Linked DNA regions of Homo sapiens: region 2 is linked to region 1. Evidence: chromatin loops called from intact Hi-C (ENCODE). Cell type or tissue: PC-3. All regions are shown on one strand. Region 1 overlaps ATP6V1G3 (ATPase H+ transporting V1 subunit G3). Region 2 has its middle 36 kb from the start of ATP6V1G3.

Region 1 (2,500 bases):
TATGTAACTAACCATATATATTTATATAAAAACATGTTCTCTGAAGTTATTTTACTAAAACATGTAGTCAATAATCAGTGGTAGGAATGAGACTTTAAGCAATCCCTTCAGCTTGTATATTTGTGAATATGATTTTTAATATATACTATATATTACATAATAACTACTGATGGACCCTTTATGTGAGAAATTAAAAATGCCTTGAAAGTGAAAATGTAAAATCAGTAATTATTATGTTTAAGATTTTGCTTGATGTTCAGCTTGATTGAACTATATCTGCTCAATTGCAGCATATTTTTTTCTGTCAATATCCTATATTAAACCTTATAAATATGAAGATCTTATCTATTCTGCATAAGAAACAGTGCTGACTTTCTTACTCACCTTAGATTGTTTTAGTCGAAACTCTTTATCTCTCTGCATTCTGTACTGGTCAATTTCTACCATTGCTTCCTCCTTGGCTTGCTTCAATCGCTTTCCTTTTCCTGAAAATTAACAAATATATATATATATATATATAATTATATATATCAATATATAAATATTTATTATATATATCTCAACAAGGATATATATATTAACAACTGTACATATATGTTACACACGTATGCATATGGAGCTGCAAACTTAGTTTTTTTAAAATAGATACATTCTTCCTTATTTTTGATGATTTTTTCTAGAATGGCAAACTTTGCTAAAAAAATAGATATTGAAAATTTTATTATTTTTTATTGGATTCTTTAGGACACGTAAATGACAACTTTTTTTTGCACTTACATGTTTAAATAAAATATCTGCCCATTTACTCACAGCAGTAATGCCAGAGAACAGATTTTAGCTGTCACTTACTCAAAAAGACATTATTTGGTCAGATTTTCAGTCTTGATTTGCTGCCAGAATCCTTCAGTCCACACCAACTGGATCCTATTTAACACTGGCAGATCTCCAAAATCACTACAAACATGCAACTCAGACTCTATCAAACTAACTTACAATTTTTAAAAACGTTTTATTGGGATTTTTCCTTACCATTTGTTGACTCTACAATGTCTGATTAAGCCTCAATACATCAAAGCAATTTTTTTTTTTTGTAACTTTCTCTGAGGGGAACTTGCTTGAAAGTGGCTATAAAACCAATTGTTTTTAATGATTAGGAGATTTAGTTAAGTAGCCTTTTTTCTTTTATTAAGAGCAAAGGTGTAAGCCTTAAGCTAGCAGACAACATAAACGAAAGTTTTAGACGAATACAATGCTGTGGTAATCATTAGCTGAGCACATGACTTTTTTTGACAACCAGAGTAAGTTTGGGGGGGGTTACAGACAAATATTAATTGGTGCTTTGCTCTCTCCACCCACCACCTTGGGGCTTAGCTACTAATGCTTCATGATCATTAAAACTTTAAAGAAATTCTGAACTACATTAAAATTCTTTTTTTCTATGAATCTATTGTCTTTCAATTTCAGTAAAATGCCTCCATTCTTTTACCCATTTTATAGTTTTTTTCCTCTGATAATGTTTCTTAAGTATTGTTTACAATTTCTGTCAACCATTTGTTATATTGTAAAGACTTTGAACTAAAGAATAATGTGTTCTCAGGTAGCATGAAAGAAAATCTTAGTGTAAACTTTTATCTGTCTCCCATTTACCTATGCATGTATCTACCTTTGCAGCATTTGCACAGAGATTGTTTCTCAATTTCTTTCCCTTCTAAGTATGAGTTGCTTCACTAGTCTCTGTATGTATATGGGATAAAAATAGAGTCACTGAGTTACAAACTGAAATGTGTCTCTTTTAATATCTACCACCCTTGAATGGAACTGGGAAGTCCTCATTCAGAACAGATATTTAGCTCTGCCTACACTTTCTTTAAAATCTGAGATCTGCTGAAAACTACTGCTCTTCTGTTGCTTGAGGCTTAATGGAACATTAATAGCAATGCTTATCTTTATATTAATTAATGCTCATTACCATTTTGTATATACTGATTCCTTCATTCTCTATAGTTGTAACCATTTTGTGACAACTACATATATATTATTCACAGAGATTCTCTGTGAGCAGAATAAATCGATGATATGTTGGTAGGAAAAACTATTCCTTGATCTCCAACCCACTTTCTTCTATCTGTTTGTCATTTACATCAGAACAAAAATACAGAATGTTAATGTATTGATTTTTTTTAGTAATAATGGGTTGTAGGATACATAATTATTTTACAAAATAAATCACATGCCTCACTACTCTCCATCTTAATTGCATAATATCTAAAAATAGTGGTTTTAAAGTTATGCCTCTCTAGCACATTAAAAAAAAAATCATAGGAAAGGGTCTGTGTGCCCTACCCTTGAGTGGAATTCAGCACTCCACTAAGAGGCTGTATATTAGCTCCATCACACGGTGACAGGCTCAGAGCGTGTCTGTGATTCCCTTGTCATGGCACCAGTCACCTGCTGGTTCTCATTCAATTAAATGGGAGAGCCACAGGGAAATCGTTGCTGG
Region 2 (2,500 bases), 46 kb after region 1:
CAACTTTGCAAGCCTCATTAAGCCAAGGATAATATCATCTCTAGAGATAAAATAACATGCCAGTCATTCAATCTACAAGCAAATAAAGTACATTTATAAGTATATTTGATTTTTACCATGTTAGACCTCAATGGACCTGTACGATGAATGCTGGGGCTTAGTGAGGCAAAGCATCAAATCCGAGGCCATGTGACAGAATTGGAACTAGAACCAAGAGGTATTATCTTTTTACCAATGTATCTAATGGTCACATTCCTTATTTCATGGTTGTGCATTTGGTCATTGATTGCTTGTAGCTCTTGGCATTAGGATAATTATTTATTATAAATGAAATAAATTTGAGTCAGTGATAATATGTTGTCAGGTATGTGAGGTTGCAATATACTTTATATCTTTAAATTCTTCAACCAACATACATATAGCACGTCACTTATGTGATAATATCTAACTCTTGATAATTCAAATTGGTTCTCATTCTTCTGATGTCATCAGTGCCAGTCTAGTTCTCTTTCTGATTATGACTATGGTGCTTACTTTAGTGTAGTTGCAGCCATAGGATACCAGGATTCTCAACTTTCCTTCTCTTGTCCTCCCTCTTCCTTTTCTTGTTTTTTATATTTTTCATTCCAGCTTTCTTAAAACATAAGGTCTTTGGTATTTTCTAAGACTTCCATCTGTGTTTTATTTCCTATCCTCTTTTATTTCTTTCAAAACTTGGCTTTGAAAGAGTTCACTTAGTCTTTTTTAAGTTTTTCTGTCCCCTCACCTAGGCCTGAAAACATGCTCAGGTACTCCCTAACACTGGAAATACCCTCTTAGCCCTGCCTGGAGCTAATAATCTTATTGTTCTTCTTCTATGCATCTCTAAGTTTCTTGAAAAGTGGTGTGCGTTAATTGCTACACTGCCTAACCACTAATTCATAGCCCCATACCATGTGTCTTGCTTCCCCATCCCTCTGATGAAATTGCTGTCTCAAAGGACAACATGAATTCATTATTGCCAAATCCAATGGCCTTTTCTTATGTTTGAGCTTCTTTTTCATGGCTGCAGCATTTGAGAATTTTTCTTTTCTTGAAAATATTTCCTCTTATACTCTGTGACCCCACCATTTCCTACTTTCCTCCCACCTTTGTATCACTTCTCAGTTTTCTTATCTAGTTCCTCTTCCATCTCTTTCCTCTTAAGCTCAGACATTCCCCCAAGGTTCTGTTCTCATTTATTTCCTCTACCTTTCACTCTGTCTTTGAGTCACTCATTCTCTTCCATAGCTTCAATTATCAGAGAAGTTGCTGACTTTCTGAGTCATAGACTTTAAGTAGCTGACCAAAGCAATGAAACTCCTCCTTCAAATATTGACATAATAATAAACCATTTTATAACATGTGCTCGTAACATTTATTGAGCACTTACTATTTGATCTATTAAATCCTCACAACAACTCCATGAAGCTGGATAAGAAAACTTGCCAAAGAGCCACACTTTCCAACTTAATATAGCTGGGATTCAATCCCCAGCAGTTGACTATAAATAACCTAGGGCACTCAAATTCTGCATATATTAGAAGAATTGTGGCACCTTGAATTTATTTGCAGGAACTCCTAAGCTATCACCACTAGGATGGTAGCTACAAAATCTTTCTGTCTAGCTACAGCCTGAATTCCATATAACTCTCTTTCTAGAATCGATTTTATTGAGGCAAATTGATGTAATATAAACTGCATATATTTAAAGTGTTCAATTTCATAAGTTTTGGCATATATACATATATGTATCTCTATAAAACCTTTACACTTTCAAGATAGTAAACACATCAATTTTCTGCAAACGTTTCCTGAATACCCTTCTCATTCCTTCTTACTTGCCCTCATTTCATTTGCCCAGAGGCAATTACTGATCTGCTTTCTGTTACAGGGAAATTTGCATCTTCTGGAGTTTTATAATTAATGGAATCATATCGTTTAGCCTTTTTATCTATCTTCATTCACTCAGCTTAATTATTCTGAGATTTATTCATGTAGCTGTATGTAACAACACTTTGTTCTTATTTACTGCTGAGTAGTATTTCATTATATGGATATACTAAAATTTATCCATTAACCTGTTTTTATATATATATTTATATATATATATAATACTTTAAGTTCTAGGGTACATGTGCATAACGTGCAGGTTTGTTACATATGTATATATGTGCCATGTTGGTGTGCTGTGCCCACTAACTCGTCATTTACATTAGGTATATCTCCTAATGCTATCCCTCCCCCTTCCCCCCACCCCACAACAGGCCCCGGTGTGTGATGTTCCCCTTCCTTTGTCCAAGTGTTCTCGTTGTTCAATTCCCACCTATGAGTGAGAACATGCGGTGTAACCTGTTGATGGACATATTGGGTTGTTTCCATTTTGGGATTATTGAAAACAATCCTGCTACAAATTTTTTGTGTCTTTGTTTGGACATATTCTTTTATTTTTATTGGGTAAATAACTAGGAGTGGACTTGCT

Evidence for each region. Peaks named below come from ENCODE experiments on the same cell type or tissue, not always from the same donor. Only the 100,000 strongest peaks of a DNase experiment are listed, where the experiment ranks them.
Region 2: a loop joins it to region 1, with 2.6 times the contacts of the local background. A loop is called at or near these places in 4 of 110 quality-filtered maps.

Annotation. Positions count from the first base shown.
Region 1 is chr1:198,528,697-198,531,196 of GRCh38, forward strand. ATP6V1G3 (ATPase H+ transporting V1 subunit G3) reads right to left here. Exons shown (of 3, transcript NM_001376861.1): 2 at 385-485. Among named protein-coding and RNA genes, the nearest start is that of ATP6V1G3, 11 kb to the right of the region's middle. In PC-3, no CTCF peak of the experiment used is centred here; a DNase peak (open chromatin) is centred at 945; H3K27ac peaks cover 954 bases.
Region 2 is chr1:198,575,008-198,577,507 of GRCh38, forward strand. No RefSeq gene overlaps it. Among named protein-coding and RNA genes, the nearest start is that of ATP6V1G3, 36 kb to the left of the region's middle. In PC-3, no CTCF peak of the experiment used is centred here; a DNase peak (open chromatin) is centred at 1,284; H3K27ac peaks cover 1,612 bases.